6 separate regions of the Homo sapiens genome follow, and regions 1, 2, 3, 4 and 5 are each linked to region 6. Evidence: read pairs that join two places in POLR2A ChIA-PET (ENCODE). Cell type or tissue: MCF 10A. All regions are shown on one strand. Links, peaks and the distances in the headings refer to the core of each region. The heading gives the core; the rest is flanking DNA.

Region 1 (4,756 bases), core at 467-4,466, 94 kb after region 6:
AGACCTTTAAAATCTCCCAGAGTCAAAAATATGTAGAAGCACAAAACAAGCAATGAATGTTTTTACTTTCTCAGTTCCCTTCTTGTCATAACCCAAACCCCACAAGTTCCAAATCATATTCAAAAGTAACCGAAAGGGACAAGCTAATCCTTAGGGACCAATGCCACTCATCCTCAGATTCCACAGGACAGTCAGCACTTCTCCTGACAAAATATGATGGTATTTTAGCTCAACAATGCTAATATTAGCTACAATCCCTCATCACCCTCTTCATCCACTCCGAGATTCAAGGGCTCAACAGTAAGGAGTTTACCTCAAAGGAAGGTGTGTGCTAGAAGCAGGTAGAGACACGCTCATTTCTAACTCTTAGAACAGACAATTCTAAATGCCAGTTGACGATTTCAGTGTGGTTTTCTGGCCATCAGGTACAGACAAATTCCTTTTTGAACCTTAAAATTCCAAAGATGGGTCTCCCCTGCCTGTGTATAAAAAGCCAGCTAGGAGTAAGAATTAGAAATGAGCTTTCTCAGGGGCATTTTCACCATTAATTATCTAGAGTTTTTTTTTTTGTTTTTTCAGAGTAGTAGCCATTCTCTTTGTTTATCTTAATGAGCCCAGTTATGCCATCTGGTGGCCAAAATAAATTGAAAACATGCAACTATGCTGTCAGAAAGTGTGAACGTGTCCTTTTTAGAGTTATTCCCTTTCACCCCTTAGTTTTCTCCCCATTTTCCGTGAGCATCTATCACTCACTACATAAGGAGTACCAGGGCATTGATCTTGATGGTGCCTGTTTCCCTGCATGGAAAGGTAAGAAAGTTTGGTCTTGGTACAAGTGAAACTGGTTAAGATCAAAAGAAAAAGAAGGACAAGTTAGGGACAGGACCCTTGCCCATGTCCAAAGGAACAGAATAATGTTTCCAGAAGAAAGAGCAAGAGCAGAAGCCAGTGCCCCCAGCTTATCAGTAAGCAGCATGGAATTTGACTAGGAAACAGCAGAACGGCCACTGCTAAGTGGGAATCACCATAACACCTGAAAAAAATAATAATAACAGCAAGAGTAGCTGCTCCAAATGTGTTCAAACCTCCTGGTCTGAATGGATTACATTCCTAAGTACCAAAATAAAAATTAACTGAGAGTATCTCCAAGTCACTATCAACGATCTCTGAGAAATCACAAAGAGGCAGAAAGGTATTAGAAGTTGGAGATTGTGTGGCTCTGATTCCCAAAGATGGAAAAAAAGATGAATGTTGAAAAGCACAGATCAGGCCAGGTGTGGGGGCTCACGCCTGTAATCCTAGCACTTTGGGAGGCTGAGGCAGGTGGATTACTTGAGTTCAGGAGTTTGAGATGAGCCTGGGCAAAACCCCATCTCTACAAAAAATACAAAAATTAGCTGGGCACGGTGGCTCACGCCTGTAATCCCAACACTTTGGGAGGCCGCGGCAGGCATATCACCTGAGGTCAGCAGTTCGAGACCAGCCTGACCAACATGGAGAAACCCTGTCTCTACTAAAAATACAAAATTAGCCAGGTGTGGTGGCGCATGCCTGTAATCCCAGCTACTCGGGAGGCTGAGGCAGGAGAATTGCTTGAACCTGGATGGTGGAGTCTGCAGTGAGCCGAGATCGTGCCATCACACTCCAGCCTGGGCAACAAGAGCAAAAACTCCATCTCAAGAAAAAAAAAAAAATTAGCCAGGTGTGGTGGTGCACACCTGTAGTCCCAGCTACTTGGGGGACTGAGGCAGGAGGATCACTTGAGCCCAGGAAGTCAAGGCTTGCAGTGAGCCAAGATCAGGCCACTGTACTCCAGCCTGGGTGACAAAGCGAGACTCTGTCTCAAAAATAAAAAAGAAAAGAAAACTACAGATAAGTGGCCTTGGCAATGACTGTAGGCAAAAACCCTCAAATGAGATACAGAAAGATGTTTTGTAAAGTGTTTCGTGAGCCCCGAGAAGAGCTGAGTATAGTCACCCCTAAGCTCAAGTGATCCTTTCACCTTAGCCTCCCAATAGCTAGGACTATAGGCGTGTCACCATTCCCTACTAATTTTTTAACACCTCCTTCCCGTCCCTCGACTCCTGCTCTCAAACTCTTCAGAAGACTTGTTCCCATGATTCTGTTGGAGACCATGTTCTCTGGAAACAGATACTGAGATAAAGTTGGGATGCAAGATGTTAATTAGGTATTAACACCTGTGAATAAGGGCAAGGAAGCAGGAGTGGGCAGAGGGAGAAGTTAAACTGAGCTGCAGGCCCAACCACACCTCTCATAACTCTGCAGAGAGCTTGGGGCAGTATTGTCTATCAAAGCAAAGCAAGTTGAACTGAAAGAGCCAGACATTTATATCCAGCCCTGCTTAGTCACCACATGGAGCTGCCAGGAGAAAGGGTGTGACCAGGAAGAGGGACCAGGCAGCTCTTTGCAGCCAGGGGACCCTGAAGGAGCTGATGGCTGGAGGCTGTCTGCTGACTGCTCTCCCATAGCTGGGCAACAAGTCCTTCCTTGGGGGAGATCTGAGCAGCACATCTCCATGTCCACTACGCTCTCCTTACTACCATTCCCCTCTGGCACCACTGAAATCCACCTTCCATCTTCGCTTTTACTCCACTCACTCCATCCCTTTGCTCCACGCCAAATCCAGTGGGCCCTTCTTGGTTCTTACCTTACAGCTGACCTCTCTCTCATTTGTTGAAGTTATCGATTTCTACAGTAACTTCTCCTCTCTCTCCTTGACCTCTCTACCCACACTTTGCCGGCCTGTTCAGGGGTCCTGTCCTCCATGCACTACCCAAGCACTGGGACTCCATTCTGAATCCATCCTCCTCTTCCTCCGTACTCTCCCAGGCGATCCCACCCACTATCAGGGTTTTAATTCCTGTTTATATGGCAGTGACTTTGAAATGTACTCTCCAGCTATCCTCTCTGCTAGGCTTCCGATTCCCATATCTAATTGGCTGCTGGCTATCTCCATGCTAAGGGCTGTCAGAACTGTGACATTCCACCTCTCTTCTCCCACTGTGTTCCCACCCTAATTCTTCCAGTGCAAGAAACCAGGGACCCTTTGAACCTGCTCTGTCAAGTTTCTTTTCTCGGCAGCCACCCCCGCTGGGTCCAGTTTGGGCATGGGTATGGAAGCACTCCGAACAGTATCAAGGACTCTGCATATGGAGATTTGCATCACTGACATATAAATAGCTGATGCTGGTGCTGAAACCAAAGAATATTCATCACTGATCACACCCACTACTTGCCCAACCAGATGTGAACCTCTGACTCAGTGGGTCCACAGGAAAGAGTTACTCAGCACTTCCTAGGTATAGGTGATGAGAGATGGTATTCATTTATTTTACAGCTTGAAGAATCTGTAAAGAAAATCTGAAGAAAAGAGTTATCTGGGCTGGGCACGGTGGCTCACGCCTGTAATCCCAGTACTTTGGGAGGCCGAGGCGGGCGGATCACGAGGTCAGGAGATTGAGACCAGCCTGGCCAACAGGGTGAAACCCCGTCTCTATTAAAACACAAAAATTTAGCCGGGCGTGGTGGCGCATGTCTGTAGTCCCAGCTACTCGGGAGGCTGAGGCAGGAGAATCGCTTGAACCCGGGAGACGGAGGTTGCAGTGAGCCAAGATTGCGCCACTGCACTCCGGCCTAGCGACAGAGCGAGACTCCATCTCAAAACAACAACAACAAAAAAAGAGTTCTCTGAGCAGGTAGCTTTTAGCCACACCTTTTATTTCCAGGCCTATACCTGTGTGGCAAAGGCTTAAATAGGAGGTATTTCTGAAGGAAAATTAACTCCAGTTTATTTAAATATACCATGCTTCGTGTATATATGTCCTCTCCTTCCAAACCGGAATTTCCAGTTAAATTCAAGGAATAATTATCAAGTAAATACAACATGACAAGAGCAAGGCTAAGTACAGGACAGTTCCTGCCTTAAGGAATCTAAGGTGAAAGGATAAGTCTAATGGAAGCGCATTCCAGTTTGCTGATGAGCACAAAAGCCATAGCAGCTAAGTGCCATGGGTTCCAGAGAAGGAAAGTGTCTCCGTGCAGGCTGGCTTCATAAAGGCTTCTGAGATAGGCCTAAAGGATAGATCAGATTTCAGGAAGTAAGCACAAGACAGGAATAAGCAAGAAATAATGATGACACACAAGGAATGGAGAGGAAAGAATGCCATCAGAAGAATATCTTCAGAGAATTGCACAATAAAGAGTAATGGTAAGGAAATTTTCTTATAGCTAAGGCCAAATATTGAGACTACAGAAATACCCTGGGAGGCTAGAGAGAGGCAACGTCATGGGGGTAAGATTGGTTTTTTGTTTGATTGGTTTTTTTTGGGGGGGGCGGTTAGGTTTTTTCTTTGGAGAAGGAGTCTCCCTCTGTCACCCAGGCTGGAGGGTAGTGGCGCAATCTCAGCTCACTGCAACCTCCGCCTCCCAGGTTCAAGCGATTCTCCTGCCTCAGCCTCCCGAGTAGCTTGGATTACAGGCAACCACCACCTCGGCCGAATGATTTTTGTATTTTTAGTAGAGACAGGGTTTCACCATGTTGGCCAGTCTGGTCTTGAACTCCTGACCTCAGGTGATCCATTCACCTTGGCCTCCCAAAGTGCTGGGATTATAGGTATGAGCCACATACCCAGCCAGATTGTTAAAATAATATTATTACAAGGAGGTGGGTAGAAAAGGCCAAAATCACTGCCCCATTAACTTTTCCTAGGCCCCAGTTCAGACCCAAACTCTTTTT
Region 2 (4,756 bases), core at 300-4,299, 150 kb before region 6:
CTCACTGTAACCTCTGTCTCGTGGGTTCAAGTGATTCTCCTGCCTCAGCCTCCCGAGTGGCTGAGATTACAGGTGCACACCACCACGCCTGGCTAATTTTTGTATTTTTAATAGAGATGGGGTTTCACCACTTTGGCCAGGCTGATCTCAAACTCCTGCCCTCGGGTGATCTGCCCTCCGCCCGCCTCCTCGGCCTCCCAAAGTGCTGGGATTACAGGCGTGAGCCACTGTGCCCAGCCAAGAATACGTTATTTAGTCTTGAATTACAGATTTCATTGAACATCTACAGATCAGTCTATGACGTCCTTAACTTGCTCAGTGGAGCCAGTTTTCCCCATTCCAAGATGAAAATATGGACAGTACTAAGACTGTTCTGATCTCTCTTAGGTCCTGTAGTTATTTTATATTACCAAACACAATGCCAATTCAGAAACTCAACGTTTAGTTCCAAAGGTAAGTCTCCTTTCCTCCAGCAAGGGCTTTGCAAGGATGGGAAGATGAGAAATGGGGAAACAGGTCCTCAACATTATGCATCTATCCTTCTTCTCCTGTCTTGCTAATGGTGGTTTCTAACCCTCCAAGGTTGAGTAGAATGGGGAAGGGTTGGGGGAAGGAGTGGTCTGGGGCGTGGAGCAGGCACGGTTTGCAAGAGGGCTTTGCATTCTCTGGGACTGGTAGGGGCTTACAGGGGATTCCTCCTCCTTGGGTGCTTCTTCCGAGACCCCTCACCCCTAATGCCATACAGTTGCAAATGAGGATTTCTTTCCACGATTTATTCCTCCCACAGCTCATAGGAATGCAGTAATCACTTCAGCTTCTCTCTGCTGAGGCCTGTTGATGCCTGTAGGTGGCCACATCAGACAGGATTAGCTCGGCTCCACATCAGCTCGCTTCCTAGCATGCCTCACACTAGTCTGCTGGAAATACTTACACAGCCTTGCCCTGAAAACCTGGGATACAGGTCCCCAGTGCCTCCTCCTTTCCTACACTCCCACTCCCAGGGCAGAAAACCAGCCTGTCTCCTACCATGAGGTCTGCAGACAAATGTCAGATGCCAGCCCATTGCAGTCTGTCCACTGGGGAGGGGGAAGCTTTATGCAGGACAATAGGAAAAAAGAGTGAAACTATTCTGAATTAGATGTTTATATACATAAAATGATATTGCTTGACACCTGAAGGGAACAAGAAAAACTCTGGAGCTTTCTTGATCTAGTGACATGAAAGAAAGATGAGGTCCATGTGCTGTGGCTCATGCCTATAATCCCAGCACTTTGGGAGGCTGAGGCTGGAAGATACCTTGAGTCCAGGAGTTCAAGGCCAGCCTGGGCAACATGGTGAGACCTAATCTTTATTGAAAAAATAAAAATAAAACGTAGCAGGGCATGGTGGTGCATGCCTATGATCCCAGCTATTTGGGAAGCTGAGGTGAGAAGATTACTTGAGCCAGTGAGATTAAGGCTTCTATGAGCCATGATCATGCCACTGCATTCCAGCAAATTAAAAAAACTTAAAATTTTTTTTAGGCTTGACTTGAAACTCAGAGACCTTGAAAAAGAAAGAAAAAGAAGAAGAAAGAAAGAAAGAAAGAAAGAAAAAAAGAAAGAAAGAAAAGATGGGACCATTGGTCGCCATGGACACTGTTTCCACAGCTACTTTGCTATTTTGATTGTCATTGCGTATTGTTTGAAAGACTCTGCTATGAGAAAAATATAACTATTTCTCAATTTAACCGTGATAGACTATAAGTAGATAAAATAAGGTTGAGACAGATTAAATAAACTATTAAGGGGAAGAACTAGACTAGAACCCAGGTTTTCTGGCTTCTTATCTGGTGTCTGTTTTCACTCTGAAACTCACTTAGGGTCACGGACTCACTGACTCACAGATTCAGTGTGACAAAGATAATCAGAAACCAAGTCACTGTAACAAAAGCCCCCTAAAGACAGGACACCAGCTCACTGCTGTATCCTCAGTGTTGACGTCAGTGTGCTTGTCCAATAATCCACACTTAATAAATGTGAGTAGAATGAGTGAATTAATTAATTAATGGTTTAGTTGTTTAGTTTGTGAGGGAACAAGTATCTGAAAATGTTAAATGAATCACTGAAAGTCATTTATATATATGTGTGTGTGTATATATATACATATATATATATATATTTTTTAAATACAGAGTCTTGCTATGTTATCCGAGCTGGTCTCCAACTCCTGAGCTCAAGCAAACCACTCGCCTCGGCCTCCCAAAGTGCTGGGATTACAGGTGTGAGCCACCTCACCCTGTAATATAATATAAATGCCGAAAGTCATTTATATTTTATAGGTTGTAAGACATATATTTATTTTCCCATTTATCATCTCTTGAATAGGGATGCGTCTTACAATCAATGGCGTGTCATAGTTTAACCCGCTGTGTTTTCCTCTTAGTGCTGCATGAAATAATGGTATGTTTTCCGGCAACGGAGCTTTAGATGCAATGAGGAGCAGCAGTTGTTTGTGGACATACGTTGTGTCTCATGTCAGTGAGTGCAAGGAAAGGGGGAGGTGGGGGTGACCCCGTGGGATGCAAAACAAGTCAACTTCTCCAGGCCCTCAGAAGTGGCGCTCAATCTCCAGAGAGGCGCCCATCTCGCAGAGGGCCACTACCCGGTCATTGCCACTAGGGGGCTACCAGACATTTCATCAGGAAGACACAGGCAGTCTTTGGGCCTCTCTTCCGACCAGGCCATTTGTTGCCATGGATATTGTTTCCATAGTTGCTTTGACTGTCACTGCATTTCCCCTGATTATCTGTTTTTGCATGCTGAATATATACTATAATCCAATCTTCATCCTCATCAATTTAACAATTTTATCATATCTAGATTTTTCAAATGGCCAGTTTTCATCAATTGTGACGTTCATGGCATTTGACTTTGTTAGTGAGTTCTGCTTTTGCAGCCCCTGTGTTCCAGTATACAATACTGCATTATACCTCAGCTCACTTCACAAATTGGGTATCCACTGCAAGCAACTAAGCACAAGTAGTGAATACTAATCCAAATGAAAGAATGGGTCTGTTGTGGTGTTAGCGCAAGAGAAAATTCCTCTGCTCCATGGTGCATTAGTAGTAGCTCATTTTGCTTGCTGCCCCATTTGATTACATTGTTGGTGGTAAATATCACTGCTGAAAGTTCCATGAATTTCTTAAAGGTCTCCAAAGAAGATGTGGAACATTGAAGCATTTCACAACGTTTGCATGTACATGACAGCAATATTCATTCGCTTCTGCCAGGCACCTTGAAGGCAAAAGCTATTTACATGGCTCTCCACTGTGTTCTCATAGCCATGCACAGGCTTATATGTCCTCTGCAAAGATGTGATAGATGATCAAAGGAAACATCCAGTCTCCTCCCTCTCCCTCTCCCTCCCCCTCCCCCTCCCTCTCCTCCCCCTCCCCCTCTCCCTCTCCTCCCTCTCCCTCTCCTCCCTCTCCCTCTCCTCCCTCTCCTCCCTCTCCCTCCCCTCCCTCTCCCTCTCCTCCCTCTCCCTCTCCCTCTCCCCACGGTCTCCCTCTCCCCCTCCCTCTCCCTCTCCCCACGGTCTCCCTCTCCCCCTCCCTCTCCCTCTCCCTCTCCCCGCGGTCTCCCTCTCCCCCTCCCTCTCCCCACGGTCTCCCTCTCCCTTTCCCCACTGTCTCCCTCTCCCTCTCCCTCTCCCTCTCTCTCCACGGTCTCCCTCTGATGCCGAGCCGAAGCTGGACTGTACTGCCACCATCTCAGCTCACTGCAACCTCCCTGCCTGATTCTCCTGTCTCAGCCTGCCCAGTGCCTAGGATTGCAGGCGCGCGCCGCCACGCCTGATTGGTTTTCCTATTTTTTTGGTGGAGACGGGGTTTCGCTGTGTTGGCCGGGCTGGTCTCCAGCTCCTAACCGCGAGTGATCTGCCAGCCTCGGCCTCCCGAGGTGCTGGGATTGCAGACGGAGTCTCAATCACTCAGTGCTCAATGTTGCCCAGGCTGGAGTGCAGTGGCGTGATCTCGGCTGGCTACAACCTCCACCTTCCAGCTGCCTGCCTTGGCCTCCCAAAGTGCCGAGATTGCAGCCTCTGCCCGGCTGCCACCCCGTCTGGGAAGTGAGGAGCGTCTCTGCCTGGCCGCCCATTGTCTGGGATGTGAGGAGCCCCTCTGCCTGGCCGCCCAGTCTGGGAAGTGAGGAGCGCCTCTTCCCGGCCGCCATCCCATCTAGGAAGTGAGGAGCATCTCTGCCGGGCCGCCCATCGTCTGAGATGTGGGGAGCGCCTCTGCCCCGCCGCCACGTCTGGGATGTGAGGAGCGCCTCTGCCCAGCCGCGACCCCGTCTGGGAGGTGAGGAGCGTCTCTGCCCGGCCGCCCCGTCTGAGAAGTGAAGAGCCCCTCCGCCCGGCAGCCGCCCCGTCTGGGAAGTGAGGAGCATCTCCGCCCGGCAGCCGCCCCGTCAGGGAGGGAGGTGGGGGGGCAGCCCCCGCCCGGCCAGCCGCCCTGTCCGGGAGGTGAGGGGCACCTCCGCCCGGCAGCCCCGACTGGGAAGTGAGGAGCCCCTCTGCCCGGCAGCCACCCCGTCTGGGAGGTGAACCCAACAGCTCATTGAGAACCGGCCATGATGACGATGGCGGTTTTGTCGAATAGAAAGGGGGAAATGTGGGGAAAAGATAGAGAAATCAGATTGTTGCTGTGTCTGTGTAGAGGGAAGTAGACAGGGGAGACTCCATTTTGTTCTGTACTAAGAAAAATTCTTCTGCC
Region 3 (4,382 bases), core at 1-4,000, 86 kb after region 6:
AGGGATGTGGTTTGGGGGTCCTTGGAGTAGTGAGGAGAAGCCCTGCTCCCACATAGAACCCCACACACACAACAGTGGGGATGGAGGGAGGTCAGGGATTCCAAAGGAAACTAGCTAAGAACCTTGGCCTTACTAACCACAAAGACTCCCATTCATATCAGCTGTGTCTGAAGGTCAGAGGCCCAGACTCTGAATGTTCTAGGCTGGGTCAGACCCCTGGGATGGTCACTGGACCCCATAGGAGAAGAGATAGGGGAGTCCCTAATAAAACTTCAATTACATTTCCTGCCTGCTTGGTCAGTGGATACTAAATGCAGATGACTTAGAAAAAGAAAGAATTGTGAGATGCTGTGGAGTCAACTCAATGTCATCATTAGCGTCTTCCTCTTCAGAGTCCTGTATCCCAGCGACGGAGCTCAAGGTTCAGACTAAAGGCTTCCTACCCCTGGCAAGGAGGTCTTTATAGTGGAGGTGAACGTTTACACACTACACTCTGAGAATTTTTTTTTTAAAGTAGCCTCTATTTTGTATGTCTTCTCATCCTGTTAGAGTAAGTAGCTAGTCAGGGATGAGCAGGGCAGGAGAGGGCGCCCCAGACACACACCCACAGGAATGTCAGGCAAACATCAGGTGAGGGTCAGGCAGTTGTTAACGGGCTCTCTAAAATAATTGGTCACAGCTGGCACCAGAGACAGGCAGTCTCCCAATAGAAACATCTGAAACTGGTGATCAGCAGTTTCCCAATAAGATCCCAGTAAGTGACCAAAGAGGCAAGAATTGAGGTTGCTGCAGACCCCTATGGATTTGCTGCCACTAACGATCCCTACTACTGCTGCTGGGGAGGAGGTTTTAATAGTATCTATTAATTAAAGATATCCCAGTCTCTTTTCTATCCTCCCTCCCCAAATACTGCTCGGTCCACCTCATGAGATTGTCCTGGGCCTTTTGAGACCCAGGCAATGGGAAGAGAAGGCCATGGAAGTGGACTGAGAATGCTGGGTGTCTAGATTAACTATGCTGCCCTCCGGAAGGCACCTCCAGTAGGATGCACAGCTGTGGCTATCAGCAAATTCCCCTTCCTCCTCTTGCAGGTGCCCTAGAGAACATGGATAGGGCTGCAGGTGGTTAATGGTTCAAAGACTACTCAGTGAAGACGCTGCCTGGGGGAACAGAGTGTGGCCACATCTAAGGAAAGAAGGTACAGGTGAACAGGAGAGGAGGTGAAGGAGAAGCGAGCAGGTGGGGGTTGCGGAGGGGCTGAGGAAGGTCAGGCAGAGCCAGGAGACCAATCCAGCTCCTTGGAAGGTAGCTCAGTTGACTCCTTACCATGTGGCATTTGTAAAAGGTGGACAGTAGAGGCCTGGGGCCAGAGAGAGGCTGGACCAGATTCCCACTGTAAAAATCTCCTTGCCAAGGTCCAGGTAGGGTGTCCTTAAGTCTGAATCTTGATCCCCATCGCTGGGATACAGGACTCTGAAAGAGGAAGATGCTAAATGACTGCATTTGGGGAGGGAAAGACACGCTCACTTCTCCCCAGCCCCAAGTTGCCCTGTGTTGCTGCCACACTACGTAACTACAGTCATAAACTATATTTGAAGCATGATGGAACCTGAACCATGGCAGTAGCTTAAGTTGACTACATTAACAGGGAAAGCTGAGTCATGATTCTATACTGAATATAAAAATTAAGTCAGATGTGCTCACTCACATGCACACAAATATTCTGGAAAGCTGAGATCCACAGCCCCAAGATGGGGAAAGGGCTCCCCCTGGTGGGATTGCCAGAGGTTCCCCCATGGAACTGCACGCCCCAGACCAAGCCAAAGCCCCAAGCAAAACAATCTGCTATGTCATGCAGGATTGGAAGACTTTCGTTTGCTTCAGGGCCAATTTATGACTCCCGGTATTCTCTGTCCTGAAATGACACCCAGTTCCAGGAAGAATTGGATTCTAGGACCAACTTGTACAGGCGCCCCAGGAGACAGTCTGGGCATGCAGGTCAGCCGATGTGTGCCGGGGAAGACTGTCCACATTTGCTCCTCAGTCCCACTGGGCCTGATCACAGGCCACCCCCCATAGTAAAGGGGAGCCAGGGCCCCTGGGCAAGGTTAGATGCTGCCTCTCATGCCCCTGAATTAGCCAAGAGGCGCTCCAGCAGGAAGCCTTGTTTGGCTTATATTGCAAAGGAGGCACCACTTACTATGCAGTCCCCTGCCCGGAGCACCTTGCCTGTGCTACTGAGAAATGTCCTGCTGCAGCAGGAGAGGCGGATCGAGCTACAGCCAAGAGTGTGCCCTGCCTCCATCTGTTGACCCAGGTCAGAATGATGTGGAACACTGGACAGTTAACTCACTGGGTTCAAAAAACACAGCAACACAATGCTCTGGGTGCCTCCTGGCTGTGATGTGCACTATTGTTTTCTGGGGAGATCCCATCACATATGAAACTTCAGATGTTCATCCAGTGATCATGTCAAGCTTCCATTGTTTGCTCTCATATGCTCCCTGGAGCTGGATTCCACCCTGGCTCAAGACCTCTGATGAAGTGCTGGCATGGAGCAGAAACTCCCTTAGGCAGAAACCCCCTTTCCCCCTTGCCACCCACCCCCCACCAGCACCCCATCCTAGGGATGCCACCGCAGGTCTCCTCTCATAGCAGCACTACTTCCTCAATTCTCAACTTCAGGTTACTGCTACAGAGTCTCGCACCTGATCCAGCCTTGAGAAAGTGATTAGAGTGTGACCGGAAAAAATTGTTAGTGATCCCCAAATATGTAGTATAAAGCTACAGTAAATGCTTCTAAAAAATAGACACAAGTGAAACAGGCTAGCCCAGGGGCTTTCAATACAGAGCAATGATAGATATAATATTAGAGAAAATTAAAAAGCAATGCTCCACAAAGGGAGAATATCCCCAAAGATATTCCCAGAAACTGAATATAAATGCAAAAGATGAACAGGGCTACAGCTGTGGCCTGTTGGGTTCTGACTCAGGGTACAGTTAAAGGCAGCTGGGAAGTCAAGTCCTGTTGAGTACTGAGTGGTGAGATAGAATTAAATTGCCCACTGAGGTGGGGGACCAGTGTCATGGTCACTGTGAAAATATTAGGGACTCAGATTCCCCTCTTGCCCACACTTCCACCCTCTTCAAGAAGACTGAAATAGCTTGCTACTAACTTCGCCTGGGACTGTGGCCTAGGGAGGCCCGTGGTTACCAAACGGCACCACACCTGGGCTTAACTGAGCCACCCACAGCCATGGGGCTGGATGTGAGTCATTCCCAGGGTTATCCCAGGGCAGGAGCCCCGACTGCCATATAAGACCTAGTCCTGAACACTGGCCCCTGGGAAGGGCAACTGCACAGCCACTAGGCAGGGAGGAGTGAGGAACAAGAGAAGGGAGACAGAGAAAGCCTGGAAATGAACCTGGAAGCTGAAATTCCAAAACACATAAAAACTAACACTGAGAAAGGCAGCCAGCAACATCAACACTTGATGCATGACAGGTGAAGTGAAAAGAATATAATCATTGGAAAGAGTCTTCAGTATCCTCAAGGAGGCAGTTAAACATATAATGTTCACTTAAAAATCAAGCCACTATGAGATTACAACCAGGCAGAAACGTGCTGTCATATAACAATGGAACAGAAAAATATTATGCAATAAATGGTTCAGGAGAAATAATTATTAATATTTGGGAAAATACATATAGTAGATGTAAATCCTCACTTCATCTAACATATCCTGAGCAAATCTAAATATTTTTTAATCTCTGAAAAGGGTAGGATGTTCTAAATTAGCTGAAAGAAGCCAGGTGTGTTGGTGGCGTAATTCCCAGCTACTTGAGAGGCTGAGGCAGGAAGATCGCTTATGCCCAGAAATTCGAGACCCGCCTGAGAAACATAGCAAGACTCCCAGTCTCTTAAAGAAAAATAAAACTAGATTTTAAGATAAATATCATACAAGAAATATGAAAGTAATAAGTAAAACATGGGAAAAAAGTAAAAAAACAAATTAACTGAAACAATAGGCCAACAAAAGAAAGGAATATATGCATAGATTTAACTACAAAAAGTTTTTAAATTTTTTTTTTTTTCTTTTGAGACAAAGTCTCGCTCTGTCACCCAGGCTGGAGTGCAATGGCACAATCTTGGCTCACTGCAAACTCCACCTCCCACATTCAAGCGATTCTCCTGCCTCAGCCTCTCGAGTTCCTGAGTACCTGGAACTACAGGCACAGGCCATCATGTCCAGCTGATTTTTTGTATTTTTAGTAGAGACAGGGTTTCACTATGTTGGCCAGGCTGGTCTTGAACTCCTGACCTCAAGTGATCCACCCTCCTCGGCCTCCCAATGTGCTGGGATTACAGGTGTGAGCCACTGC
Region 4 (4,756 bases), core at 440-4,439, 170 kb before region 6:
AAAGCACTTCGATGCTCAATTAGTTTTTATCTTCCTGTTTCTTAATAACAAGTTATATCAGTCAGGGTTCAGTGCAGCAACTAGAGATTACGCTAGGTAAATTAACAGGAAGACATTTTACAAAGGGTATTAAGAGCTTTTGAAATCTTTATAAGGGCTGAGGGCACAGGTTCTAAGCTGGGCTTTATGGAATGATATCCAGAATTATACAGATCTACTAGGTTTTCTTTTGATCATTTGTCTATGAATTTATCACAAATTTGTCAGCAGATTCTATAGAAGTCTATTTTTTCTCTGCAGTCTAATGTATTACAATTAATCAATTCCCTCTTTTTCTTGGTAATATCTTTCTGTAACCAGGTAAAGGAATTTTCTTAATCCCTGAGGTTTTGGCCCCAAGCCTTTTTTTTTTTTCTTTTTTCTTTTTGAGATCCACTCTGTCACCCAGGCAGAAGTGCAGTGGTGAAATCTTGGCTCACTGCAACTTCTGCCTTCTGGGTTCAAGAAATTCTCTGCCTCCGCCTCTTGAGTAGTTGGAATTACAGGCATGTGCCACCATGCCCAGCTAATTCTTTTGTGTGTTTTTGGTAGAGACGGGGTTTCACTATGTTGGCCGGGCTGGTCTCAAACTCCTAGCCTCAGGTGATCCACCCGCCTTGGCTTCACAAAGTGCTGGGATTACAAGCAGGAGCCACCATGCCCGGCCTCCAAACCATTTTAATCTGGACCTGCGGATCCCTAGTTCTCCTACACAGCAACCTCCTGGGATTTTCATTCTCCTCACTCTTTGGAGGATCCCACATCTTTATCTCTCCTGATCTAATCCCTTACTTTGATGGAACTTCCTAAGGAAAGGGGCAAGGGAGGGCAATTTTTGAAATTTTGTCTGAAAATGTCTTTTATATTATGATTACATCTGATTAATAGTTTTACTGAAAATAAAATTCCAAGTTGTAAAATTTACACCTAAATTAGGAAAGCACTGCTCCACTATCTTCCAGCTTCCAGTGCTACTGTTGAAAAGTCCTCAGCTAGGTGTTATGGTGCGCACCTGTAATACCAGCACTTTGGGAAGCCAAAGTGGGAGGATTGCTTGAGCCCAGGAGTTCAAGACCAGCCTGGGCAACGTAGTAAGATTTCGTCTCTACAAAAAATAAAATTAAATTTAAAAATTAGCTGGGCATGGTGGTACGTGTCTGTAGTTTTCAGAAGGCTGAGAGGGGACGATCCCTTGAGCCCAGGAGTTCAAGGCTGCAGTGATCCATGATTGTATCACTACGCTCCAGCCTGGGTGACAGAGTGAGATCCTGTCTCAAAAAAAAAAAAAAAAAAAAAGGAAAAGAGAAAGAAAAAAAGAGAAAACCCTATACCATTTGAGTTTTGATCTTTTTCATGTGACCTGTTTTTTTCTTTTTGTCCAATTTTGGGATTTTTCTTTTTGTCCTCAGTATTTTTAAAATTATGGTAGTATGCCTTGGATTTCATTCCTTTTGTTAGACACTTCTGTTAGACACTTGAGGTCTATCTCACTTTGGAACCATATCTCTCAGTTCTGAGAAAAGTTCTTGAATTATTTCTTTGATAATTTCATCCCTTCTGTTCCCTCTGTCTATTCTTTCTAGAAATCCTCCTATTCATCCAGATGATCTAATTTTCATATATTTTCTATACCATCTACATTTCTTTTCCTTTTTTTTTTTCTTTTGAGATGGAGTCACCCAGGTTGGAGTGTAGTGGCACTATCTCGGCTCACTCCAATCTCCACCTCTCTCGGGTTCAAGCGATTCTCCTGCCTTAGCCTCCCAAGTAGCTGGGATTACAGGCGTATGCCACCACGCCTGGCTAATTTTTGTATTTTTAGTAGAGACGGGGTTTCACTATGTTGGTAAGGCTGGTCTCGAACTCCTAATCTCAAGTGATCCACCCACTTCCGCAACTCAAAGTGCTGGGATTACAGGCCTGAGCTACTGTGCCCGGTCCCATCTACATTTCTTTACCCTTTGCTTCTTTTTAGAAGATTTCTTCAACTTTAAATTTTTTATTTAATAATGTGTTCTTTTACCATGGAGAAAATATCGTCTCTTATGTTTATGAAAATATTAATTGCAGTGGATTTTATTATTTGGCTCTTTGCATTCTCTAAATTTCCTCTTCTTCTTCTTCTTCTTTTTTTTTTTTTTTTTTTTTTGACAGGGTCTCTCTGTTGTGGTCCAGGGCAATGGCTTAATCACAGCTCAATGAAGCCTCGACCTCCCGGACTCAAGTGATCCTCCCATCTCAGCCTCCTGAGCAGCTGAGACTACAGGTGCACGCCACCGCGCCCGGCTAATTTTTGTACTTTTTGTAGACACAGAATCTCGCCATTTTGCTCAGGCTGTTCTTGAACTCTTGGGCTCAAGCGATCCGCCCAGCTTGGCTTGCGAAGGCACTGAGATTACAGGCGTGAGCCACCGCGCCTGGCTTTATATTCCTTAATTCTTGTGTTTTCAATACCTGTCTTTCATGTCAGTGGTTTTCATCCCATAATGACTAGTTTCTTATCAATGTATTGCCTCTCAACCGTAAATCCATCCTCTTAACTGATCTGTATTGAATTAAGCGGTTCTCCTTCGCAGCCAGCACAATATTAAGCTTTCTCAGTAGAGGGCGCCGGAGGGACACTGCCAGAGGAAAGAATTTCTTTTATCTCTGGTTCCGGGAGCTATGGTTTGTGATTCTTGTTGCTCCTGCGGCAGGGCCCATCAGTGGCCAGGTGGGAACATCCGGTGGTCTCTGTCCTAGCTGCGTGCTGACAGCATGCGTTCCCCCAGCGAGCTGGCCCTGACGTGGACCCTGCATGCCCCAGGCCTTGCATGCAGTGAGTGGGCTCCCGATGCCGCGACCCCCCCAGTTTCCTGCTTGCTCATGACTGTTCACAGGCTTTGGCCTGGGCATCCCAGGGAAATAATCTGGTACCTGGTGGGCACATGCACACTTTCTGCCTTGAGTTCTGAATCCAGCTTTGGGGTGGGGATGCTTCCACGTGTGTCCTTCTTTGGGTACTCTCCCGCGGCCCTACAGCATTCTTTGGAGTTCTCTGCACGTCTTTTTAGCCTGTTACAGCCAATAATTCTTTCTAATAATAAACTTTCTCTGCTCAAATTGGGGCTTGGGCTTTGTGAATGATACAGTAATCCTTGGCTTAGTTAGATCTTAAGCTGTTTGGAAACTCCAGGTGTGTGTGTTGGGGATGGGGGGAGGTTTCAGTGGGCTTCACCATAGTGCAAATGGGCTGAACTGTTTCTCCAGAAGACCCTTGTATTAGGGTCTAGTCAGGTGAAAGAAAAAAATCCAAATATTTAAACAGAGGTAATTTTGTTTTATTTTATTCTATTTGAAAAGGAATTTCACTCTGTTGCCCAGGCTGGAGTGCAGTGGCACAATCTCGGCTCACTGCAACCTCGGTCTCCCGGGTTCAAATGATTCTCCTGCCTCAGCCTCCCAAGTAGTGGGATTACAGGCACCTGCCACCACACCCAGCTAAGTTTTGTATTTTTAGTAGAGACAGGGTTTCACCATATTGGCCAGGCTGGTCTCAAACTCCTGACCTCAGGTGATCCACCTGCCTCGGCCTCCCAAAGTGCTGGGATTGCAAGCGTGAGCCTCCGCGCCCAGACAGAGGTAATTTTATATAAAGGATTGTTAACCACATATTGAGATCTAAAAAGACAAAAAGAGCACTGAGATACCGCAGAGGTAGAACGCGTGGGAATCAGGAATGGGGCAACTGCCTCTCCCTCAGTCTTGGGGAACTGAGGGAAGAGGTCAGTATTATTCAATGGGAGAATCTGGGAGGATGGCCCCACGGAGCTAGAATTCAGTTTCCTAAGGAGGAGCCTGGCCAGTGAGCCGGTATCACTGAGGCCACGGGAAGAGGCCTTTGCCGGGAGTGAGGAAGAACCACAGTTTGGGACTTGCTACTGCTGCTGGACCAGCTGTTGCTACAGGGCTGAAGATCCTCGGCTGTGGTGATGCCGGCAGGATTGGGAGGCCAACAAGGGAAGGGATCCCTTCTTCCTCCAGTGCTGACACCTCCCTCTACACCTAAGAGGGAGCCAGCTGGGAAGGAGAGAGTGGAAGAGGGTTTTGAAGTCAAGTGACAGTAGCTTAATATCCGTCAGAACCCCCTTACTCCTGTGTTCCTAGGTGTTTTTCCTTGTCTGGTCAGTTTCTCCAGAGAAGGTTTCTCTATTAATCGGCCTGGGGCAAGTCTGGCTGCTGGAGTTCTCAGAACCAACTTCATGGAGGGGACCAGGAAGCCTTACTGTTCGATAGGCAGGCTTTTACATAATCCTAAATGACTTTTTCTTTTCTTTTATTGCTTCTCTTATTTTATTTCTTTTATTATTACTTATTTTCTATTTTTTAAATTATTTTATTTTGTTTTCTTCTGGCCACATAAAGCCAGAAGGCCATAGGCTATATATATATATATGTAATTTTTTTTTTTTTGGTAGAGCTGGGGATCTTGCTCTGTTGCCTAGGCTGGTCTTGAATTCCTGGACTCAAGTGATCCTCCTGCCTTGGCCTCCCAAAGTGCTAGGATTATAAGCATGAGCTATCACGCCCAGCCTTAAATGATTTTCATTGTGGTTCCCAGGATGTGGCATGGTTCAACGCCTCCAGCGAGCAAACCACTCATTAGGGTGGAATATAGGGGGTCACTCTGCCATGTGCGTTGAGTTAGGAGATCTAGGGTTCTAGTGGCTTCTTACAT
Region 5 (4,756 bases), core at 47-4,046, 200 kb before region 6:
AGGGGTCCCTTCCTTTGCAGCTGGGCCCCCCATCTCTGAGGGCAAATACTTCTCCAGCAACCCCATCATCCCCAGCCAGTCGGCAGCTTCCTCGGCCATTGCATTCCAGCCAGTGGGGACTGGTGGGGTCCAGCTCTGTGGAGGCGGCTCCACGGGCTCCAAGGGACCCTGCTCTCCCTCCAGTTCTCGAGTCCCCAGCAGTTCTAGCATTTCCAGCAGCTCCGGTTTACCCTACCATCCCTGCGGCAGTGCTTCCCAGAGCCCCTGCTCCCCACCAGGCACCGGCTCCTTCAGCAGCAGCTCCAGTTCCCAATCCAGTGGCAAAATCATCCTTCAGCCTTGTGGCAGCAAGTCCAGCTCTTCTGGTCACCCTTGCATGTCTGTCTCCTCCTTGACACTGACTGGGGGCCCCGATGGCTCTCCCCATCCTGATCCCTCCGCTGGTGCCAAGCCCTGTGGCTCCAGCAGTGCTGGAAAGATCCCCTGCCGCTCCATCCGGGATATCCTAGCCCAAGTGAAGCCTCTGGGGCCCCAGCTAGCTGACCCTGAAGTTTTCCTACCCCAAGGAGAGTTACTCAACAGTCCATAAGAAGTCAACTGTTGTGTGTGTGCATGCCTTGGGCACAAACAAGCACATACACTATATCCCATATGGGAGAAGTCCAGTGCCCAGGCATAGGGTTAGCTCAGTTTCCCTCCTTCCCAAAAGAGTGGTTCTGCTTTCTCCACTACCCCAAGGTTGCAGACTCTCTCTTATCACCCCTTCCTCCTTCCTCTTCTCAAAATGGTAGATTCAAAGCTCCTCTCTTGATTCTCTCCTACTGTTTAAATTCCCATTCCACCACAGTGCCCCTCAGCCAGATCACCACCCCTTACAATTCCCTCTACTGTGTGGAAATGGTCCATTGAGTAACACCCCCATCAGCTTCTCAACTGGGAAACCCCTGAAATGCTCTCAGAGCACCTCTGACGCCTGAAGAAGTTATACCTTCCTCTTCCCCTTTACCAAATAAAGCAAAGTCAAACCATCATCTGGAAACAGTGGCCACTTTTCACTGACCTTTCTTCGACATCTAGTCAACCCACCCAATATGCCACTGGGCTCTCGCTCCCAATTCCACCCCACCCTCCATTACAGAGCTCACCACGCCCTCCTAGATCACCGTCCCCAACACACCCATTGCCTCTCAAGGCCCTTATCTCAGCCCCTTCCTGTGGCCACTTCCCTCAGTGCTCAGATGATTCCCTGGGTGAGGGAGACACTGGGGCACCCTCAGAGGTTGAAGCAGGCTCCCTGCTGTCCCTGGATCCTGGACAGATGGCTCAGTAAACTGTGGGGACTAGGTGCAGACTTTTTGCCTTCTTGGAGTCCTGGGTCTCCTCTGAGAGTCTGGGTGGTGCTCTTCCTACGCCTCTAGAGGTCTCTGTGTTCCTCATTTTCCTTCAAAAGCGGGCTGTGTTTCTCTTCTACCTTCCAGCTGCTCCCACAGAGGAGGAAGACAATAAATATTTGTTGAACTGAAAGCAGAGATTGCCTGGCCTCCCAGATCCTTCCGCCATTTCCCTCCTCTCTCATTGCTCCAGGAAATCCATTCTCTTCCCATTCCTCATTCACCGTGGGGTCCCCCTTCCCCTTATTTAGGGCCCTCAGTGTTTCCTCTCCCTCCCCTCCCCTCCCCTCCCCACCCAAACTCCTTTTCTTCCACCATTAGCATTCCTCACCTTCTAGATGCCATCCTCTCTGGGAGTCATGAGTCTCGATTTCCTGGGTTTCTGGGACACCTGGAAGCTTGGGAAGGCTGGGACACAACAACTCCAACCAGATTCCTGTCAGCTGAGTAGGAGGCCAGTTGGGCGTTGTTCCTGGAGCTGGGGGTGGAGAGAGTAAAGGACTGAGAGGATGGGAGCAGGGCAGGGAGTGCAGCCAAGCAGGGTGACTCACTGGCCTAGATCAAGAGGCCCAGCCTGTGGCAGAACAGAGCTGCCGGTGGTCTCTCCATCTTCACACTCCCTGCTCTGCTGGGGTCCAGAGTGAGAGTGTGAGCAACATGGCTCTCAGGTGAGGGCTGAGAAGGCAGAGTGCCCCAGTGGGAAAGAGGAGTCGCTTCCACTGGAGAAGAGAGAGAAAGTGGAGTGTGTGGTGGGGTCCATGCGACTTAAGTCCTGAGACAGGCAGGGAGAGGCTGAGGCGGACGAAGTTCCCGCATCCCAAGGAGGGCAGAGTGGATTGTGCTTGTCCCTGTAGGAGCCCCACCCCCCACCCCAGGCCACCTCTCAGAGCCTCTGCTTGGCTGCAAAGGAATTCACCCCTACTGTAGCACTTAACCCATTCCCTCCTATCAGGGTGGTGCTGTCTGGTCCTGAATTTAGAACTGTTGAAACTCCAAGTCTGGAATCAGCAAAAATGTATTACATTGACCAGAAAGGGATTGAATCACCCTTGGTCCAGCATCTGGCCCCTGATCTGCAGCCAATGGCAGGAATCGAGGTCCTCAGATGCTTCATGAATGGGAATTGCAGGGAGAGAAGGCTCTCTGATGTGGTGTTTCCTCGAGTCTCCTGCTGTGCTCCAAATTAAAAGCTTGTGTAAAACTCATGCATGTCATCCAAAAAGGCCTCTGGGCTCCATCCACTGCCAGTTCTGGAGAGGAGCTCTTCACTCCTCCAGTGGTTAAGCCAGCAGGGGCAGGTGGGGAGGACACAGCAGTAGAATCAGCCAACAGCTCATGTTTAGACCTTGGGCAGCCAGGGAAGCCTACTCCTGGGGCCTCCCGGAAGCCATGGAGAGAACAAAGCCATTGCATTTTTATAATAAAATTTGCAAACATATTTAAAAGCCAACAAACTGTTAATGAATCTCTACATTCTCATCGCCCAGCTTCAACAAGGATCAAGTCCTGGCCATTTGACAGCAGCATTTAAAGGCTCTCCTCTACTGTTACTTGGAAATAGCCACTTTCTCCCAAGGTTTCTTATACTCTATGGCACATCTGACCACCAGTAGCAGGCAGAATGATGTCTTCAACCCCAACACCATCAAAGATGTCCACATCCTAATCCCTGGAACGTAGGAATTAGGTTACATGGCAAAGGGAAATTAAGGTTCCAGATGGGATTAAGGTTGCTATTCGGCTGACTTCACAGAGATTATCATGGATTATTCAGGTGGGTCCAGTGTAGTCACCAGGTCCCTTAATGTGGACATGGGAGGCAGAAGAGGAAGTCTGAGTGATACAGTGTAAGAAATGGCTGATTTTGGCTTTGGAGATGGAGGAAGGGGACCATGAGCCAAAGAACACAGGATGCCTCTAGAAGGTGAAAAAGCAGGGAAAGGGATTTTCCCCTGAGGCCCCCAGAAAGAATCACAGCCCTGCTGACACCTTTATTTTAATCCACTGAGACCTGTTTTAGACTTCTGATCTCCAAAACTGTAAAGTAATAAATCCATGTTGTTGTAAGCCATTCGGTTCATGGTAATTTGTCACTGCAGCAGCAGGAATTAGTCAGTATCTCATAAGGATGGCATCCAGGTCCATTTCCCTAGCTAGATCCAGGGTCTCATGTAGGAGCAGCTCCTCAGATGGGGCCACTTCTGCACCCCAGAACCTCCTGCAGGTTGGGGCCAAGGTGAAGGAGATATGAGGATGCATGAGAAAGGGGTGCTGGGAGGAAACAATCCAGCTCCCAAAAAGAAACAAGTGTTTCTGTTGCTGAGAGAGGCAATTAAGAGAGTGGGACCCCAGGGTGGAGGTCCTTGTGTATAGAGAAGCAGGGCTGGGGAGGCTGGCAACCAGGGATGAGCTGTGAGCCAGGACACCTGGGCCAAGAAGGGGCAGGGAGGTCAAGGAAAGGAGCCAGGGCGGGAGACACCCAGCTTCCTCTGGGACATTCATTCAAGTGACACCTGTTGCCACAGACCACATTAGGAATGAGGGTGGAATGTGGAGGTTTATTGTCTTCACAACCACTAGCCCAGCCTGTTTCTGCTGTCCCCCACCCCACTACCAGGATAAAGGGCTGGCTGTCTTGGGGCTGAGGGAGATCGGGTGCTGAGCAGGATGCAGGGCCGCGTGGCAGGGAGCTGCGCTCCTCTGGGCCTGCTCCTGGTCTGTCTTCATCTCCCAGGTATGGAGGCCGTGATGCCCTTGGGCAGGAGGGACTGGAGGTCCCCCAGGAAACAGGAATTAAGGAAAGGGGTAAAGGCAGGAGGGTACACATTTAGGTCCCTGAGGGAAAAGGAAGAATAGGCATAGGGGAAGCAAAGGGAACTGGGGACTCGGGGACTGGAGACCACTGGTTGCTTTATCTTCCCTTTCCCTCAGGCCTCTTTGCCCGGAGCATCGGTGTTGTGGAGGAGAAAGTTTCCCAAAACTTGGGGACCAACTTGCCTCAGCTCGGACAACCTTCCTCCACTGGCCCCTCTAACTCTGAACATCCGCAGCCCGCTCTGGACCCTAGGTCTAATGACTTGGCAAGGGTTCCTCTGAAGCTCAGCGTGCCTGCATCAGATGGCTTCCCACCTGCAGGAGGTTCTGCAGTGCAGAGGTGGCCTCCATCGTGGGGGCTGCCTGCCATGGATTCCTGGCCCCCTGAGGATCCTTGGCAGATGATGGCTGCTGCGGCTGAGGACCGCCTGGGGGAAGCGCTGCCTGAAGAACTCTCTTACCTCTCCAGTGCTGCGGCCCTCGCTCCGGGCAGTGGCCCTTTGCCTGGGGAGTCTTCTCCCGATGCCACAGGCCTCTCACCCAAGGCTTCA
Region 6 (4,621 bases), core at 1-4,000:
CCATATTGTGGGAAATCCAAGGATGCTTCACAGAGATGGCATGAGATAACAGACCCAGAAGAATGAGGGTAATTCCATGGGAATTGAAAGGTGGGAATGGGCGAGTGGAAGAAGGTGAGATTTAGACAAGAGAAATTGGGGTAAGTAAAGAGAAAGAAAATATATATATATATATAAATACACACACACACACACACACACACGAATATTCTAATGCATATATAATATCCACACACATAAGGCTTAGAAACTCCACCAAATGTTAACAGGCTCCAGAGCTTCCATCTCTGAGGAAGTCAGAGCTGTGTCGGGAAGAGCCAAGGATTACAAGTCAGGAGTGATAGTGGTGGGAGGCAAGAAACCAAATCTGCCATCTGGGCCCCCCGAGTCCTGCCCATCATACTCACGCCTCCTTCCACTGCCACACCTCCCTAAGGAAGGCCTCCCGGCTCAGCTCATGTCTCCTCACTCCCCGTTCCTTCCACAGTTGTTTCTCCACCACAGCCTGCAGTTGGATTCAGGGCAAATGAACAGAGTCAGGTTGCTTGGTTGCTTTGGGGGAAGAAATTGCTTTTGCCCAAGAAAAGGAACAGGTAACAAAAGACATACTTGTGTAGCAATTCCTGCATGATCTGAACCAGGGACCCACAGCACTTGATCCCCACGCATCCGGTGCCTGCAACAAAAATGCCCTCCTGTGAGCCCCTGAGCTTAAATGTTTATCCTCACTCATTCCTGCCCTTCCTATTTCCCTTCCAAGAACTCAAGCAGCCCCCACTCCCCTCTCACCAGCGCACGAGGGCATCCTGTATGGCCACCGTGAGTGCGTGGCCAATGTGCAGGGAGCCAGTGACATTGGGAGGTGGGATACACATGGAAAAGGTCTCCCCTGTAGCTTGGGGCAGCCGGGCCTAGAGGAAGAAAAAAAGTCAAAGGGGCAAGAGAGAATTGGATTGGGGAAAGAGCACCCTCTACTGTCTCCAGAACAGAAAGAACTTCAAGGAAGAACTGTCCTGCAAATAAGAGGAGAGTGGAGAGGAGGGAATTGGCCAGGGGGAACCTGCCAAGAGAAATCTTTGGAGACACCAGAGCCAGAAAGAAGACAAGGTCTACAATGTGAGCTCAACTCTGAGGTCCAGTTGTATTCAAGGGCCACTCTGTCCTGGAGACAATTTAGGACCCCTCCCTGCCAGATACTAACCTGATATTCTGGTTTGAAGAAGCCCTCTCGTACCCACCACGGGTACCAGGCAGCCTCAACATATCGGGGGCTGTATGCAGGAGGCAGGGGCCCAGAGACATCTGTGAAGGCAGAGGAGAGCTCCACTAACCACTGAACTTGTTCCCAGGCTGCATTTCGGCAGGCCAAATGGGCAACACATATGTGAAAGAAAAGGCCTTCTTACTTATTCTACTTACCTTTCTTTTCACCGGGTTTCGTAGGGATTTCATACAATACTAACTCCTTAGGCCTCCAGGCCTTAATGGATTCTGCAGGTGACTGAGAAGAGAAAGCAGAAGAGGCTGGGATCCAGTATACCCCAGACTGCATTTCAGCCGGTCTCCTCCAGCCCCTCTCAAGTCTCAGAAACCCAAGGACAAGCTGTCTGACCCCTAACCTTGCTCTCCCCTGCTATCTCAGCCTCCAGAGTCGCCTGCTTCTCTCGCAGGCGCTTCTGTTTGGCTTCACGGTTCCTCCGGGAGATGGGAGATCCATGGGGCTCCGACTGTGTAGAAACGGAGTGAAACCTGGGGAGGCCCCGTGAGTGCCTCAGCCCCCAAAATGGTGGTCGAAAAGAGGCGAGAGGCAAATGAGGCATCAGGAGTGTTTGGAAAGGGGCCGAGATCTGTTCTGGATAGAGAGAGAGCACATTAGGATATGGGGGTGGAGAAGGGTCACTCCCCTTGTTCCATCTTTCCTGTCTCTAATTAGCACAGGTCTGTTATTCCAAGTCTCTATTCCCTTCCACAAAACCTTTCCTCCTTGAGAGCTAGAGTGCATGGTATCGACAGACAGCGCCATGGAGCCACGGATATCAGGGCTCTTCCGGAACAGGGCCGGAGTGTCTGGATTCGGCGGTGACCACTGACACATGAGAGATAGGGCTCAGAAACTCAGGGAGATGATGGGCATCAGCGCGCCCAAGAGCCAGCAAGGAGTCCCGCCAGGGCCGCGGCGATCTCCACCTGCACAGGGGCCTCCTGCAGTGCCCACAGCCCGGCGCGGCCAAGCCTTCCCGCCCATCCCAAGGCCTGGGCCCAGGACCCGCAGCGTCTCCCACTTCCCGGAGGCCGCCCCGGCGCGCGCTCACCAGGAGGCCCCGCCGCTATCCCAGGGCGCCCCGCGGCGGCAGGGACTGAGGAATCCACCAAACCCGACCCTGGAACGTGGCCCTGGAGCCGCGCGGCGCATGGGGGCGGGGCCCCGGCCGGCGCATGCGCAGCAGCTGGCTTTGGCCCCACCCTCTCCCTACCGGTCCAAAGGCTGTAGACCAGAGGAGCGAGTCCGCCGCGAAGGCAAACCCCACGGGGAGGCGCCCGGGACCGCACTGCTAGCTATCATAACTTTATTAAACAAGAAAAGCCCTGACGCGTAAATAAAAAACACCTGAGTTCTGATGCCCCGCCCCGCCCAGTCCCGCCCGCCGAGGTCCGTGTCCAAGTCCCGCGCTCTCAGGAGCTATGTTTCTGCCGCTTCCAAAAGCGCTTGACGTCGCTGTGCCCGGCCGGGGTCACCACCATGAGCCGCTTGGCCGAGTTCTCGAACACGAGCACGCCCAGCTCCCGCGCGTGGGCCAGCAGCAGCTCAAAGTCCACTTGCGACAGGAACTGGTTATACAGGACACCTGGGGTCGGCAGGACGGGAGGGGCGCGGGGAGAAGACGAGAAAGTGAAGCTCGGAGCTCCTATTGGGAATCCCCCCAGCTCCTTGGTGGCAGCCCTGGACGCGGTCTGGGCTTGCCCCCACCGCAATTTTACAAACTAATTCTCTATGCTTGTCTGCTCAGGGGTTCATCTTAACACCAGTGTGATCCAGCCATATTCAGAAAGGCCTAATACAAATTACTGTGAATTATTCCCTCACCTAGCCAAATCCAAAGTGCATTGATTTGGGACGATTTGTTTACTACCGACTCACCCCAAAACAACAAAAAACTGTCTTGCCAGCTTTTCTCTCCTAGTCCATGAAGTAAAAAATAAAATGCAGACTGAACTGTCTGCCCTTTCTCTGGCCAATGACCAAGACTTGGCCACCAGAAGCTACTCACCCTCAGTGAACCGGAGTCTGTCCCTTTCCAGCTCCCAGAGCCGGATCTGGTCGGTGATGGTGGGGGGCAGCACAGGTGTCTGCAAGGAGCAAGGGTTGACTGTAGGGACTCAGAATACTGCCCCAGACAACCCGGCCCTCTGTTTCTTCCCCAGATTTGGATGCCCCTTTTTCTTTTCCATCATGTCATCACCAGCTGCCAGCCTCTGACATCTTGGAGCCTGTCTATACCTGTTTGAGCATCACTGGGTGGGCTCTTGTCCTTAGGAAATGGATTATCTAGGAAAACAGACAAGAATGGCATGAGGGCTCCAGCAAGAAGGCAGGAAAGCCATCTGAGCTGTCACCTAATGTCACTGGAACATCAGCTTATTCTAAAAACTCATAACTCCTGTCATCAACTCCACCCATCCCAGTTCAGCTGTTATCCCACGTTGCTGCTCCCAGCAACGTGGGATATTCCTTTTCTGGCACATTCGCCCTTTCCAGTAATGTTTTGTTTTTCTTTCTTTAAAATAGCAGCAGCTACTATTTTCTTTTTTTAGCATTTATTGCATGACAGGTGCTGAGCTCAATGCTTTGCCCCTATTCTTCCAATGAATTATCCCGGCAACCCTGAGGTAAGAACTGTCATTTACTAGATGAGGAAACTGAGGCTCACAGAGGCAAAACAACTATGTCTAGTTTACGCAGTTAGGATGTGGCAGTGCCGAGGCACAAATCCAGATCTATACCTCCTCCCTCCATGTTTTTTTCCCCTCAAGGGTCTACCTATTCTCACACCCAAAGCCTTCATTTCTCTTCAAACACAGACAACTCACCACCACCTATTATAACAGACTCAGAGCTAGCCTTCCATAATGTGACCCCTGTCCCCCGCAGCCCAAGTGCAGCCTGTCTTCCTGCTCCACCTCTCCCAAGTGGGAATACCTGCTGGGCTGTGATGCCACTGGCGATTGCCTGCTGCACACTCTCCCGGGTCACCTGCGCCACCACCATGTTGGGGAACCGATAGAGCATCTCAGAGAAGAGGGCAATGAGGGCAATCTGCAGCTCCGACTCTGAGCCAGGGATAGAAAGAGGATGAGGAGGCCACCCCCACACCCAGACTCCCTCAAGCCCTTCTTTCAAGTGTCATGAGAAATGTCAGAGAGCTCTGTAGACTGCCAGGTAAACACGAACATAAACTGGCATTCCCTCACCCCCAACCTCCTCTTCCAGGGGCCCTCTGTCCCGCCTCACCCGTGTAGGCATACAGTCGGTAATTGGTTTCCACGACAATGAAACCTGGCTGATGCACAGTGCCCCCAGCTCCAGAGACACCTGATGAGAGATTGATGGCCAGGCGTGTGG

What was found. ChIA-PET counts read pairs that join two places held together with the same protein. Peaks named below come from ENCODE experiments on the same cell type or tissue, not always from the same donor. Only the 100,000 strongest peaks of a DNase experiment are listed, where the experiment ranks them.
Region 1: POLR2A ChIA-PET joins it to region 6 with 11 read pairs; 21 of 35 experiments call an interaction of 5 or more read pairs at or near these places.
Region 2: POLR2A ChIA-PET joins it to region 6 with 81 read pairs; 20 of 35 experiments call an interaction of 5 or more read pairs at or near these places.
Region 3: POLR2A ChIA-PET joins it to region 6 with 27 read pairs; 21 of 35 experiments call an interaction of 5 or more read pairs at or near these places.
Region 4: POLR2A ChIA-PET joins it to region 6 with 34 read pairs; 23 of 35 experiments call an interaction of 5 or more read pairs at or near these places.
Region 5: POLR2A ChIA-PET joins it to region 6 with 15 read pairs; 6 of 35 experiments call an interaction of 5 or more read pairs at or near these places.

Annotation. Positions count from the first base shown.
Region 1 is chr6:30,818,001-30,822,756 of GRCh38, reverse strand. All of the region lies in intron 1 of LINC00243 (long intergenic non-protein coding RNA 243), which reads left to right. Among named protein-coding and RNA genes, the nearest start is that of LINC00243, 10 kb to the left of the region's middle. In MCF 10A, for the core only: a CTCF peak has its summit at 638 (motif pointing left); DNase peaks (open chromatin) are centred at 626, 2,346, 3,256 and 4,126.
Region 2 is chr6:31,066,950-31,071,705 of GRCh38, reverse strand. No RefSeq gene overlaps it. Among named protein-coding and RNA genes, the nearest start is that of C6orf15, 43 kb to the left of the region's middle. RefSeq lists enhancers at 1-659, 660-1,624. In MCF 10A, for the core only: CTCF peaks have their summits at 831, 2,447 and 2,648 (motif pointing right); DNase peaks (open chromatin) are centred at 865 and 2,675.
Region 3 is chr6:30,826,056-30,830,437 of GRCh38, reverse strand. The region is part of intron 1 of LINC00243 (long intergenic non-protein coding RNA 243); the gene reads left to right. Among named protein-coding and RNA genes, the nearest start is that of LINC00243, 2.4 kb to the left of the region's middle. RefSeq lists enhancers at 833-1,732, 1,612-1,906, 2,706-3,206. In MCF 10A, for the core only: a CTCF peak has its summit at 1,770 (motif pointing left); DNase peaks (open chromatin) are centred at 1,787 and 3,267.
Region 4 is chr6:31,077,851-31,082,606 of GRCh38, reverse strand. No RefSeq gene overlaps it. Among named protein-coding and RNA genes, the nearest start is that of C6orf15, 32 kb to the left of the region's middle. RefSeq lists an enhancer at 2,843-3,375. In MCF 10A, for the core only: a CTCF peak has its summit at 2,645 (motif pointing right); a DNase peak (open chromatin) is centred at 2,636.
Region 5 is chr6:31,111,858-31,116,613 of GRCh38, reverse strand. C6orf15 (chromosome 6 open reading frame 15) reads left to right here and starts at 4,039. Exons shown (of 2, transcript NM_014070.3): 1 at 4,039-4,125; 2 at 4,323-4,756. The coding sequence starts at 4,059. PSORS1C1 (psoriasis susceptibility 1 candidate 1) reads right to left here and starts at 1,814. Exons shown (of 6, transcript NM_014068.3): 1 at 1,723-1,814. It overlaps CDSN (corneodesmosin), which reads left to right. Exons shown (of 2, transcript NM_001264.5): 2 at 1-1,527. The coding sequence ends at 589. In MCF 10A, for the core only: a CTCF peak has its summit at 1,389; DNase peaks (open chromatin) are centred at 1,463 and 1,863.
Region 6 is chr6:30,912,036-30,916,656 of GRCh38, reverse strand. It overlaps GTF2H4 (general transcription factor IIH subunit 4), which reads right to left. Exons shown (of 14, transcript NM_001517.5): 10 at 4,511-4,621; 11 at 4,199-4,329; 12 at 3,500-3,547; 13 at 3,270-3,348; 14 at 2,551-2,846. The coding sequence ends at 2,674. VARS2 (valyl-tRNA synthetase 2, mitochondrial) reads right to left here and starts at 2,419. Exons shown (of 30, transcript NM_020442.6): 1 at 2,313-2,419; 2 at 1,620-1,847; 3 at 1,420-1,501; 4 at 1,202-1,302; 5 at 790-911; 6 at 610-676; 7 at 408-505. The coding sequence starts at 1,820. In MCF 10A, for the core only: CTCF peaks have their summits at 979 (motif pointing left) and 2,583; DNase peaks (open chromatin) are centred at 966 and 2,416.